Regions from separate parts of the Homo sapiens genome. Here region 2 is linked to region 1. A link is an interaction called in ENCODE POLR2A ChIA-PET data of the cell type or tissue named here. Cell type or tissue: GM12878. All regions are shown on one strand. Links, peaks and the distances in the headings refer to the core of each region. The heading gives the core; the rest is flanking DNA.

Evidence for each region. Peaks named below come from ENCODE experiments on the same cell type or tissue, not always from the same donor. Only the 100,000 strongest peaks of a DNase experiment are listed, where the experiment ranks them.
Region 2: POLR2A ChIA-PET joins it to region 1 with 5 read pairs; 2 of 35 experiments call an interaction of 5 or more read pairs at or near these places.

The regions. Positions count from the first base shown.
Region 1 is chr15:74,398,833-74,407,127 of GRCh38, reverse strand. No RefSeq gene overlaps it. Among named protein-coding and RNA genes, the nearest start is that of MIR6881, 8.5 kb to the left of the region's middle. RefSeq lists enhancers at 1,108-1,207, 1,228-1,297, 1,318-1,367, 2,787-2,866, 3,127-3,396 and 7 more and a silencer at 3,952-4,161. In GM12878, for the core only: no CTCF peak of the experiment used is centred there; DNase peaks (open chromatin) are centred at 2,797, 4,057 and 4,331; H3K4me3 peaks cover 1,920 bases; H3K27ac peaks cover 3,132 bases.
Region 2 is chr15:74,786,768-74,792,365 of GRCh38, reverse strand. The region is part of intron 1 of CSK (C-terminal Src kinase); the gene reads right to left. MIR4513 (microRNA 4513) reads left to right here and starts at 3,609; the gene lies at 3,609-3,694. RefSeq lists enhancers at 548-607, 1,989-2,088, 2,259-2,328, 2,349-2,398, 2,909-2,988 and 6 more and a silencer at 4,389-4,566. In GM12878, for the core only: no CTCF peak of the experiment used is centred there; DNase peaks (open chromatin) are centred at 2,166 and 3,475; H3K4me3 peaks cover 4,000 bases; H3K27ac peaks cover 4,000 bases.

The DNA of each region.
Region 1 (8,295 bases), core at 444-4,443:
CCATCTCTCCTCAGACTTCTACCTTCCTTTGCTGGAACCGCTCTGCATTTGCTCCTGTGATTCCCTCCCCTGGAATGCCAGGAGGAAGATGCTCCCAGGCAAAGATTTCAGAATGACATGGAATTCTCCAGAGGAATCCTGGATCCCCCCTACACTAATGCCTCAGCCTGTTCACTCCTGATCTTTGGGAGGGTGCACCTGGAAGCAAGCTCTGGGGTCCCTGGGGGAGAAGGCACAGCCCCTGCCCTGGAGACACTTAAAGCCTGGTAGGGAAGGGCTGTGGGCTGGACAGTGACCATACGTGTGACGGTCCTAGGTGGGAGGTGGGAGCTCAGAGGAGGAACCTAACCCATTGAGCGGAGTGCTCAGGGAAGGCTTTGAGTAGGGCCTTAGAGGATGTGTAGAAGTTCCCCAGGAGGAGAGTGACTGAATGGAGAGGGAACAGCATTTACAAAGGCCTGGGAGTGTGAGAGGGCCTGGGGTGTTATGGGCTCGCTGGAGTAAAGTGAGCTCCATGAAGCCAGAAATCCTTGGCAGTTTTGTTCACAGCTGTATCTCTAGTACCTAGAACAGTGCCTGGCACATATTAGGTGCTCAGGACATTCTTACTGAATGAATGAATAAGATGAGAGAAGGGAGAGTATCTAGAGGTGAGACTGGATGACTCCAGCAGTTCCCGATCCTGGGAACTAAAGCAAGATCTTTATCCTGCAGACACTAGGGAGCAATTGAAGGATTTTGAGCAGGGGTGGGGTAGATGATAATGATAATAATGGTGAGGATAATGGGAGCCTGAGATCCGTGTTTTCTTACACCCCATCTCTTACACCAAAGACCCACTCCTCACCATTTCCAGGTGTTTCTAGCTCCTTAAATGGTCCAATTTTAGCCTTCTGCTTACTGGAAAAGAAAGTGCAGCCATCCTGGCTACAGTGCCAGACAGGAGGTCTGTAGGCTTGGGCCAGTGGAATGGGGCTGAAATGGCTAAATCTGGCTCGGAAACACTTTTATCTCAATATTGGTTAACTCTGGGAGGAAGAGACCTTGGGAGAAAAACAAAAACAAAATCCACATTCTCAGGGTCACCAATGGCCATGAGTCAGCCCCCACCAAGGGAAGGAGCACAGAACCACACTCGGGAGGCGCTGGCCCTGTTAGTATGCTGGGGCGTTTCTGTAGGGTGGTGTTCACACCAGAACCGCTGCACTCGAACCAAGTCAAGGTCCCAGAACTCTGGCAGTTCTTTCAAGTTGGGCAAAATAAATGAGCTCAGAAGGGCTTAGGTAGAGGTGAACACGTCCTTTGGGGCTGAGCCTATATCATGGTGGGGAAACACATGGCTTGCAGCTTGATTCAGCTGTAGCCTATGCCTGGAGCAGGCATTGCTGATCAATTGTGGCATTCCTTTCCTGAGCTCATATGAGTGATTTTCTTCAGAACTTGCATTCTCTGGGGGCTACTGGGCACTTGAAATAGGGCTCATCTGAATTGAGATGTGCTGTAAGTATAAACAACACACTGGATTTTGAAAACATAATATGAAAAAAATGACCTTAAATTTTTACATCGATTACACTTTGAAATGATAATATTAGAGGTTGGGCGTGGTGGCTCACACCTGTAATCCCAGAGCTTTGGGAGGCTGAGGTCAGTAGATCACCTGAGGTCAGGAGTTTGAGACCAGCCTGGCTAACATGGTGAAACCCTGTCTCTACTAAAAATACAAAAATTAGGTGGGCATGGTGGCGTGTACCTGTAATCCCAGTTATTTGGGAGGCTGAGGCAGGAGAATCGCCTGAACCTGGGAGGCAAAGGTTGCAGTGAGCTGAGATTGCTCCATTTTACTCCAGCCTGGGCAACAAGAATGAAACTCTGTCTCAAAAAAAAAAGAAAAAAAGAAATGATAATATTTCAGATATAAGATATATTTGGCTAGATAACATACAAAAATTAATTCCACCTATTTCTTTAACTTTTTTTGTTGTTGTTGTTTTGTTTTTTAGATGGAGTCTTGCTCTGTAGCACAGAATGAAGTGCAGTGGCAGGACCTTGGCTCACCACAACCTTCGCCTCCCAGGTTAAGCGATTCTCCTACCTCAGCCTCCCGAGTAGCTGAGATTACAGGCGCCCGCCACCACGCCCGGCTAATGTTTGTATTTTCAGTAGAGACGGGGTTTCACCATGTTGGCCAGGCTGGTCTCCAACTCCTGACCTCAAATGATCTGCCCGCCTTGGCCTCCCAAAATGCTGGGATTACAGGCGTGAGCCACCGCTCCTGGTCTTCTTTAACTTTTATCTAGTGTGGCTACTGGAACATTTTAAATTATGTGTGTGGCTCATATTGTATTTCTGTTGGACAACACTGTTACGGAATATCTGCTCTGCGGGGGCAGGGAATTTTGTCTTTTTTTGTTCACAGCTAAATTTCATAGCACCTAGAGTAGCACCTAGCACACAGTAGGTGGTCAGTAAATTATTTGTGGAATGAATGAATGGATCCTCACCAGCATTTCTCCTTAGGAGTCACCAGCAATTGATCAGATGGAACTTATTTGCTACCCCGAGCCTAGCGGATGCTACACCACAGTGCTAACAACCCCCGTTTGTGCTTTCTGACTTTAGAGCTTGTGTCGCTCTCCTGGGACTCTCCTGATACCCAGTGGGGCAGGTGAAAGTGGACTCTGGTGAATGCACTGCTCCGCTGAGGGTCTTCTGAAAGGGAACGTTTCCGTTCCTTCTGATCAGGAAGCAGGGCAGTGTGCAAATGGTATGGAAATCACTTCTTGTGGGTGTTTGCCTATCTAGGGTGCTGGGGATACTTCCAGTCCACTTCCTGACCCCAGCCCTTGGTCCCTAGAGACAAAAGAGGAAGCTCTGGAGACTTTGAGCTCTGGGGGCAGATCGGGGGAACTGGGGCCCCCTTAGTCTTTCCCCAGCGAATGAGGGCTTGTAGCCCAGAGCATCCTCATCTCTCAATTCAGCAGGAGCCTAAAAATAGTCTGCAGTTTCAGCCTCCCCCACAGCCGCCCGCGCCAAGTGGGGCCCTGCGCCCGGCAGCTCCTCCACAATCCAGACTGTCTGCACAATCTGCCCCAGCTACCGACCCCCATCTCCTCGGCGTCTGTCCCATCCTGGCCCCTGAGAACCCTGAGCTCAGCACTCCCTGCTGTGAGGCCTGCTGAGGGTCTGCTTCACACTCTGCCTTTCCTAACAGCCTGGGCCCTGACCCCTGGAATTCCAGACCCCATGTTTTGTCCACTCTCCATTCTGGAGGGGACGCTAGCCAGACACAAGTGGGGTGAAGGTGTTGCAGGTAATGAAACCAGCACATGCAAAGCATGGGGTGCGAGAGAGCACAACATGCCATGGAAGGGGTGAGCCGGAAGGGCTGGGTGCACGGGATGGAGTACGGGGGCCAGTCCCAAGCTGGAAGGCAGCACCGCAGGTCTGTTGGCTCCCACCCCACGCGTGGATGCCCTGGAGTAGATGATGTCTTCGTCCAGCCCACGGTGGAGCAGGACTGCCCCTTGGATCAAGTAGCCTGCAGTAGCTCTGGTGCCACCCACACCTTGTGTAGAGCCCAGAAGGAACGCTTAGGTGCCAGGGCCTGTCTCCCTGTTTTGGGTCCTCCACATCTTGTGGGAAGCCCTGGTGCCTTCCGGCTCTGAGCTTCTGGGGTTCCTGCCTGCTTAGCAATACAGGAAGTCTCCTCAATGAGGTCCAGCAAGGGGAATGCCTCGAGGCAACCAGTACCTTGGTGGCAGAGCTGGAATGAAACCCTCCATATCCTGATGCCCAGCTGGGACCCGTCCCTCCCATCAATGTCGGGCGACCACTGCTGAGGACACATCCTGGTCAGAACCTGAGATACGGGGCTTGGGGACCTGCCCTGCAGAAGGGTTTCCTGGTGGCAGGAGTGAGTGTGCAGGTGACACTGCTGGCCCATGACGGTTCCACATTCTGAGTGAGCAGGGTCCCAGCTGCAGGAAGTGGTGGCGGCAGAAGTCACAGTCACCTTCCTCTCCTGGGGGCCGGCTTTCGGGGAAGCCAGGGGAAATGCTGAGCTCATGGGCTGTTCTTCCCACAGCTGGTTTCCAAGGCCTTTTCTTGTCCCTGACATCTCTCCACAGCCTCACCACAGCCCTCAGAGGCGGAATGCCATCGTGGGCATTACTGTCCCATTAGGCAGAGCAGGTGCAAGGCCAGCCTCTTGCTCTGAGCTACCTGCCCCTTCAGAGCCTGGCCTAGAACCTGGACTCCTGCCTCTTCCCACCTCCACACAACACCCTCCCCCAAGGAAACAGGGGTGGGTGGAATCTAGAAGCTTCTCAGGTGAGGTGAAGGTGTTGGGAAGGCATTAGAACTTGAGGTTTTCTCACCTCCACCAGCCCCTCATTTCCCAGCAGATGTGAGACCTCCTTGGTGTGCATGTCAGCCCGTGATAGGTCAGTCTCAGGACGTTTCCCCCAGCATGGGGCCTGTCAGAGGAGCTCCCCCTCCCCAGCCACCACAAGAGCCCAGTCACTGGGAGCGCCCCTGCACCCTGGAAGGCATCCGAGGGATCCAAGCCCATTCCTCAGCTTGAGGAAATGGCAGCCCCTGCAGAGGGCCCTGACTGGCCCTGTGAGTGTGGAGGTGGGGGCGTCCTAGCCCTGATACATCCTTTCCTGAACTCCACCCCAATCATGGGTATAAACACAGGCAGAACATCAATGAAGTGAGAGGAGAGTTGTCTGCCTTGGCAGCCAGCACCAGGGAAGATGGAACTGTGGCTTGTCTACCTGTCTGGCCTTCTGTTGTTCTCTGTCTCAGTCTCATTCTGTTTCCCTGTTGGTCTCTGTTTCTATTCTCTCTCTCTCTGTCTCTCCTTGTTCCTATTTCTCTCTCTGGCTTGACCTCTTATGCTCACTTACACAAAACAAGCATGCATATATACAACAGGTGGGCACATGGGACCACACGTATGACCTGCTCACCCATACACACGTACAAACATGCACATCTGTGCACACATGCATCCACACAGAATCCTCCCTCCTCAGATCCTGTATGTATATTCAGAGAAGGGGGTGGTGGTGAAGCTCTCTTTCCATGTATCCACAGGCTCAGGGAGAACCCACAGTTAATTTCCAGGCTGTTTCTGCCTCCCTGTCACTGGCAACTGGGAGCTTGGAGGAATAGGCTGGGATCCCCACTGATATCTGGGACTCTGGTGGGGATCTCTGGGCCATCATAACCTGCCAGTGAAGAGCATGAGAGGGGAGGGGGAGTCTCCGGAGGTGAGCAGAAGGGACGAGATAGGAAGATGAGATGTTGAGTTAGCAGTGCACTGGCCTGGAGGGCTCTCTGGCTCCTTCCCCTCCTGATGCTCTTCCTGGTGGTCCTGCTGAGATGCCCTATGACCCACCTGAGAGCTGGGGACCAGGGACGACTGGACCACAGGAGGCCCCAGAGGGAGGCGCCTGCAGGGAGGGAAGCCTCCTCAGTCATTTGCCCCACCCACAGAAAGCTGGAGGCTGGACGTCCCTAGGGTGTGTGGCCATGAGGAGAGAGCCTTTATTCCTGTCCTTTCAGGACAATGGGCCAGATGAGGCCCCACCAGGTACTTGGGTTTCCTGGGTGGGTCGGGGCTTTCCTGGAATGCTCAACCTTCCTGGTGTCCCAGGGTTGAGGTAACTGCATGGGAAGAGGGTAGGCAGGAAGCCCTTACGGTCTGTAAGGACCTGTCCTGCCCTGGAGTCTGGGTTCAGGTGGTCATCAGAGCCTGCACGCCTCCACCACTCTCAGCATGTGGGCCTGCTCCCTGTTCAGAGCAACCCCCTTACTGAGCACCTGTGTGGTGCAGGCTGTGCTGGGAGGAGGCTTGTGAAGAGCAGGTGAGCTAGGACTGGGCACCAGAGAAGGAGGAGCCCCTTTCGCTGCTGGGGCAGGAGCTAGAGCCCCCACGGGCATGTTTTGGTGTGGGGACAGATTCAACAGGAGCCCAGGGATCTTTCTGAAATGTGACACTTGCCTCCACCCTCCTTGCCAGAAAGGGACATTGCTCAGCCACCTGGCTCAGCTTCAATAAGCAAGTAGTAATAGTGGTGAACAAAAGCCAAATGCGTAAGTCACGCACCTGCCCGGGACTGTTCTGAAACTTTGTGTGAATTGTCTTGGTTAGTTTTCTCACCAGCCCTTTGAGGTTGATACTATTACTATTGTCTCCATTTCATAGTTCAAAGAACTGAGGCTGAGAAAGAGTAAGTAGTTTACCAAAATTTCACAACAAAAAGATGCATCTAATCTTTGTCCTCAAGAAACAGGGGTTCTACTTTTACTTTTTTTTTTTTTTTTTGAGATAGGATCTTGTTCTGTTGCCTAGGCTGGAGTGCGGTGGCACGATCTTGACTCACTGCAACCTCTGCCTCCCGAGTTCGAGTGATTCTCTTGCCTCAGCCTCTTGAGTAGCTGGGATTACACCACGCCTGGTTAATTTTTTTTTTTTTTTAATTTTTAGTAGATACGGGGTTTCACCATGTTGACCAGGCTTGTCTCAAACTCCTGACCTCAAGTCATCCACCTGCTTCAGCCTCCCAGAATGCTGGGATTACATGTGTGAGCCACTGTGCCCGGCCCAAGCTCCTGCTCTCTTTGCTGGGTTCGCGGTTAATACAAGTGATACACACAGCAGAGAGAAGCAGTCAGGTGGGCCACTCTGGCAAAATGGCAAAGATCAGGTCTGGGACAGAGTCTGCCCCAGTGACCAGGGTTCCCTACACAGAGTCCATTAGCACCCGAGTCTTGGACCTCAGAGGAAGATGATGGGATCACTTGTTCCAAGACACCCTGAGGCTCTGAGACAGGGAGGTCACCTGTCAATCTGTCCTACTTGGGACCGAGGTGGGCTGAGAGGCCCTCTGCTTGGGCTGCAGGGCCCCTGCAGGGGTTGAGGATCAGCTTTCTCCTCTCATTGGTTCCTGCCAGAACCATCTTAGGGAGCAGCTGCTGTGGGGGCTGCTCTCCCACAGCAGGGAACCCACATCCTGCCCCATTACAGCAAAGTGAGCATCCGGTGGGGGAAGGACCCCCACGGGGGGCCTGAAGCTGATGAAAGTTGAGTCAGGGTGACTCAGTGGAAGGCCTCTTCCCACTGCTGTCTCCAAGTGGAATACTGTGGTCAGACCAAAGGAAGAACTTCCCAACCTCTGGTCCCACATCTGGAATGCATGCCAAAAAGGGGTCTCTGAGAGAACATGGCAGTTTGGCAGTTCTCAGGCTCTGTCATGCTACATACTGACCTCAGAAAGACCCCGGGAGGCAGACTGCAGATGGGGAAACTGAGGAAAGGGACAGGACCTGTACCAGAGCTGGGACTGTAGCTGGACCTTGAGTCTGCTCATCATGGGGGCACCTGCCCAAGGAGAGGGCAGCACCCCACTGCAATGCCCCCTATGTTTCCCCAGAGCCCCTCTCCTCCCATCTGCTCCTCAGAGGCCTTGTCTCGAGGTAGGAGTGGAGTGAGGGGGTGGGGGTTTCCCTGAGCAAAGAATAGTTCTCCTGTAGGATGCTGTTTTAAGAAACACACAAATAGACAAGCCACCCAGCCAGTCAGACAAGTTTGGCTTTCCAAACCTGTCCCTGGGGTGGCTGTTGTTGCCTTTTTATTTATTTATTTATTTATTTATTTATTTATTATTTATTTATTTATGTATTTATTGAGTAAAGGTTCATATAACACAAATTTTGCCATTTCAAAATGCACATTGCAGTGGTTTTGAGTATATTCATAATGCTCTATGACACCTACCTCTAGCTAACTCTGGAACATTCCATCACCCCCAAGAAACCTCGTGCCTGTTAGCAGTTACTTCCCCTTTCCTTGTCCCCCAACTAATGTACTTTCTGTCTCTATGCATTTGTCTCTTCTGGACATTTTTTAAAAAATTAAATTAAATAATTTATTCAGAGATGAGGTCGCGCTATGTTTTCCAGGCTGGATTCAAACTCCTGGGCTCAAGTAATCCTCCTGCCTGGGCCTCCCAAATAGTTGGGACTACAGGCGTGAGCCACTGCATCCAGCTTCTAGGCATTTCATATAAATGGAATTGTACATGTCACCTTTTGTGTCTGACTTCTTTCACTTAGCATACTGTTTTCAGGGGTTATCATGTGGTAGCCTGAACCAGGACGCCCCATCTTCTCACTGCTGAATGAGAGCTCATTGTGTGGCTAGGCCATGTTGCTTATCTGTGCCTCAGTTGATGGACATGGACATTGTTCCCACTTTTCGGCTGTTATAATAATATCCAGAAT
Region 2 (5,598 bases), core at 286-4,285, 390 kb before region 1:
CTGTGCCCTGTCTCCCTCCCCGCCTTGCCATTCCCTTCACACTCTCTCCTCCTCCTTTACCGAGGGACTTCCACTCAACCTTGGGGGTGCAGCTGAGCAACTGCTTCTGGAGTACCCATGCCTTAAAAAAACACAGCAGGACAGTCCCTGCAGTGCTGTCTGTAGTAGCAGGAGATGATGGGGAGACAGCCTTTATGTCCATCAGTTGGGGGCTGGGTGGATAAATTACAAGATGTCCCTGAAAGGGGACAGCATAGCTCTAGCTGTGATGGGGCCAGGGGAGATCTCTAGATGCCGATACTGAACACTCCCCATGATAGAGTATGGAAAATGGCAAAACACCAGCTCAAGTCATTGAAGAAAAAGTTGCCAGGGGAGCAGAACAGACACAGCTTCCAAGTCCCATCCCACAGGCTAATTGGAAACAGGAAGGAGCACCTGCACTACAGGGAGACGTGCGGACAACCCCGGAACCAAGTGATCCAGTGAAGCATCACCAGCAAGGTGACGCATGGACACTAAGTGCCTCCTGGAGGAGGACTCTGCATTGCCCGGGGGGGCGTTCCTGCCAGAGCTGTTCCACCTGACTCCAACCAGGGAGAAGCAATCAGACAAATCCAGAACAACTGGCCCGGACTCTTCATGTCAATGTCATAAAAGAGCAAAACAAAAAAAGGGCTGGAGAATGTTCTAGATTGAACAGGACACTAGAGAAACATGACAAGATTCAATAAATGATCTTGAATTGAATTCTATATCAAGGGGTGGTCGGGGGGACAGCTATAAAAATCACTTGGGGAGAGGGGAAATGGACATAGTAGATAATATGGAATTAATGTCAATTTTCTTAAGTGTGATCATGACATTGTGATTATATAAGAGATACACGCTAAAGTTCTTAGGGTGAAAGATGCAATGCCTACAACTAACACTCAAATCAGCAAAAAATACATACACACATATGTCTATGTAGATAAAAGAAGAGATAGAGTAAATGTGGCAAAATGTTAAGAACTGGCAAATCTGCATGAAGGATATATGAATATTCATTATACTATTACTTCAACTTTTTGGTAGGTTTCAAATACTCAAAATAAAAGGCTGTGAAAAAAAAAGCCAGGTGCAGGTTCTCTATGGAATACTACAAGTTGTGTTTTTAAAGAGGTATTAATGCAACACCTCCCTAAACTCAAATATGCCTCGATTATCTTTGGAAAGACAGAGGAAACTGGTAACAGAGGTTGCCTCTAGGATGAGAAGGGAAAGTGAGATCAAGTTCAAGAGAAACTTACTTTTTACTGTTCATTTGCTATTTTGTCCTTTTGGGCTTTTAAAAAAATTATTATTATTTTTTTAAAGCCACATGCATCTATTACCTTCCCCCTTAAAACTGGAAATAAGAAACTTTTTGTAAATCACCTCTCTCTGGAGAATTCCTTGGGTCCCCAGCTGTGTTGGCTGCCGAGGCCTCCAAGGCCTCTCACACATCCCCGTGCTCCAGTGAGAACCTCACTGGTTGTGGCCTGTGGTTTAGGGTGGACTGGGAGCTCTGCAGGGGGAAAGTGAGGGTCTGACTCACGTCTGCATGGGCTGGGCCCAAAGCGGCTGCTCAGTAAATGAGTGCTGAATGAATGAATGAATGAACGAATGAAAAAAAGGGGACGCCAGGCTGGCTGTACCACACCGAGGTCTCATAACCAATAGGACTATAGTTAACCCCAAAGGGACAGCAGCTGTCACCCCATTCCCGCAGGGCTAGGGGACAAGGGGCTTGGGATGTGGCAGGACCAGTGCTTCACTCTGACTTCCTGCCCTAAACCCGGCTCCCAGCAGCCCTTGTGCTGGGGTCCCGGGAACAGGCTGGCATTGTGCCCAAGCGCTGAGGTCAGTGGCTGCAGCCTCAGGCAGCCTTTCTTGTGAGCCCAGGCTGACAAGGAGTGGGGAGAAAGAACTGGGAGCCCAGAAACTCCCAGGCTGCCCTTTTCCTACCCTGGAAGCAGCTGTAGACCCCCAAGGCCAGGCACGTGCTGAGGGCCAGGGGAGGTCAAGGGGCTCCCTTGCCCTTCCCCCTTGCCAAAACTCTGCTGCCTAATGGGGCGTGGGAGCCTTCAGTAACTGTTTACGCCCAGCTAAAAATACCCACTGAAAAGGGAAGTGCACAAAAGACCTGGGGGAACTCAGGGCCCTGGCCCCCGGAGATTCTGGTGCTGCCACAGGACCTAGCTGGATGCTCTGGGGGATGGGGACAGCCACTGGAGGCAAAACAGGCAACAGCAAGGTCCACCTTGCCTTCTCATTCTTTGAGCCAGTGTTTTAGAAGCCTTCCTGTGTGCCCAGAGCCATGCTTGGTAGGCCAGGATATCCGGGTGGAGAAGGAAAGGACTCAAGAGGTCCTGCCTTTGGGGACCCAAGGTCACCACTCACACACCTCTCCTCTGTGCACAAGCCAGGGCTGGATGCTGGGAACCACCACAAAATGCAGACCCGGCTCCTGTCCTCCTGGTTACTGGATGGTCAGCCATGGCCTGGTATGTTCAGTGCCTCAATAGATTGTGAGACAGGGGCCACCCGGGAAGGCTTCCAGGAAGATGGGTGAGGGGAGCAGGAGCTAGAAGGATTTTAGGGGAAAGTGACTGAGAGAGGGGCGCCTTGAAGTAAACCAGGATTAAGACTGCAAACTGTGGTACAGAGCGAGTTAATGAAGACTGAAGAAGGTTCAGGATGGGGGCCCAGGGAACCTCCGAGCAGGGCCTACAGGTCATAGTACAGATACAGGCAGAATTAAGTTTCAGATTTGGGCCCGCCCCTCCAAAGGGCAGTGCACCTGAGGAGGGCGGGGCACCCACCAGCAGTTGGGCAAGTTTGGCAGCAATAAAATCAGCTCCACCTCTGGTTCTGCAGAGGACACCAGGCTGAGGCACTGTGACATTCCCCACCACACATCAGGCAAGGAAGGGTGCCCGAGGGCTTCCACTGACCCCCGCAGCCTGCGCTGGTGGTCCCTCAGCACCCCCACTGCACAGGTGTCTCAGGGTGAGCAGCAGCAGAATTGGGCGCCAGGGTCTTGGAGATGCCTACACCTCCCGGGGCGGTTACGAAGGAACAGAAGAATGCCTGCTCTGGCTCCAGGGCACGCTGCCCTACCCCCATCCCGGGGCTCCCGTCAGCACCCTGACCTAAGGAGAAGGGCGGATTTAATGGATAAATACCAAATTATAGCAACACACTGGCTTTTTTTCCCCTGCCCCCAATGGTTCAGTGGGACCGGAAATCCCGTCTAGTGGTTTGGGAGAGGTGGGGGCTGGGGTTAGAGCAGGCTAATGGGGAGCCTACTCCCCAGGCACCGCTGCGGCTTGAGGCTGCCATTCCTGGCCCAGAAAGGTTTCTAATTACCGCTCAGGAGCCTAATTACCTATGTGCGCTGGGCAATGGGGACTCTGGGCCTCCCCAGGGCCCTAACCCAGGCCTCTGCTCCCCCACCCCCTTAGCACAGGATGTGGTCTTTGCATCTTCATTTGCCTGCATTTGCATATAGCCTCTCAGCACTAGCCTTCAATGGACCCTTCAAAGTCATGTTCTTGTCCCTCACCCGGAAGTCTCCTGGCCACATTCTAGGTGGGGAGACTGACGGCTGGAGGCCCATAAGCTGTCTAAAACTTCGGCCCCCAGATTTCTGGTCTCCCCACTTCAGAACCAGGATCTGCAGAACACACAGCTCAGAAGGTAAAGCTGTGGGGATCAACACAAAGGACAGACTTGCTACTACTTAAGGGAGATGGGGGTGTTACCAGTACACTCCTCCAGCAGGATGGGCTGCAGAATGAGAACACGGGAATTACAGCTGACTGACCCAACCGGGTTTGGGGCACTGCATTAGTTACTTAATCCTTCAAACACCCCATAGGGCAAGGACTGGTGATCTCTGACAGAGGAGGAACTAGCTGTGTGGGTACTTGAGCTCAGAGTTGTCTGAACCTTGGTTAGGGGACCTTTCTTCCCACCTTTCCTTGTGCAGGACAGACGACACCCTGAAAATGGACAGGTGGGGGGCACCGAGGGGAGGTCTGCCCAGAGCTTGGCTGTTCTGCTCTGGGAAGCAGAGGTACTTCTGTGCCCACTTCTTGCTTGTCTGCATACCCCAGCCTCTCAGAGAGGCCAAGAGCCTGTCGAGGGACACACAGAAAAGAGCCAGCAGCCCTAGAGAGGGCAGAAGCTTCAAACAAGGACCTCTCCTCCTACCACGCTTCTTCTTCAAACACTTCTCAACTTTCACAGGACCTTCCCCTCCAGGAGGCCCTCCAGGCTGCCCCAGCCCACGCAGAGCCCCAGCTTCAGAGCTCCTACCAGCTCTGCCAGGAAGTGAGAACCACAGGCCTCCCCTCACTGACTCCTCGTCTCCTCTACCCGCCAGCAGAGGCGCTCTCAGGGTTTGCTCTTCATCCTTCCCTCCTGTCTCCCTGCAGCACGGACAGCACAAGCTGCAGATAGATAGATGCGCGAGTCTGCATGAGGACCAGGTGTCAGGCTGGGCTGAGAAGCAGCAGCCAGGGTCCAAGGGGGGCAGATGATGCCCAGGTTTTCGCCTGCCCACGAGGCTTACAACCATGCCATGATCAGGACAGCCAGGGGGGCACCAAGCAGCCTCTCTTCTACTTGTTCCTTCGACTCTGGGCCCAGACCACAGAAGGAGGGGTGGAGGGAAGCTGCGGTTGGAGGGTGTGTGCACAGCTAGTGTGTGATGAGAAGCTGACTTCATCTTAGCACCTCAAAACCAGGAAGAGAAACTGAGCAGGCAGAAAGGGCAGGCTGGGCTGCACAGGGCCCTCCAGTCCCTGGGGGCCTGCTGAGGGGAGCTCTCAAATAGTCGCTTGACAAACCACTTCTCCTTTCTGGGCCTCAGTTTCCCCATGGGAAAAATGGGATTTTTTTTCTAATGGGTCCTGCCAGTCTGCCCTGAGTGGTGCCGTCTACACTTAATGGGCCACATCATGGCAGATAAAAGAGCACCCCCCCAACTGGTGGAGTACTTCTGATCCCGAGGAGCAGGGGCTCAGCCACCCAAAGCCAGCCTCTCCCTGCTCACTTCTCCCCTCAGCCATGCAGGGAGCACCAGCTCTTCCTTCACCAGCTCTTTATTTTTAGGTCTGAATTTGACTTTAATCATTACTTAGCGGATTCTATTTCCAGCCCTTGGATGAAGGGACCCAGAGGAGAGGGGGAAGGGAGGCAGTGCTCCCTGCCGGGCGTTGGGGGTGGCCTGCTCCTCCACCCATCCTGTCCCCAACCAAGGGCGGGGGAAACTGAGAAACACCCAAAGGGCTCTCATCTGAGCCAGGCCAGGCCAGCATCTTGGGGCGGACCCCACCCTGTGACCTCATCCCATCCCAAGCTGTGGGACAGGAGGGCAGTTGTCATGCCCACTTCCCTTACACTAAGACCAGGGAGGAGGAGATACTCCACAGGCCAAAGTTTGGCAGCTGGAGTCTGAAGTCGTGTGCCCAAGGGACCTCTGCACTGAATGGGCCACCTGGGGGAGGACCCCTTCCTTAGGTTAGTCCTGGGCCACCCTAGGGTCATCTGGGGCTACAGTCTCTTAGG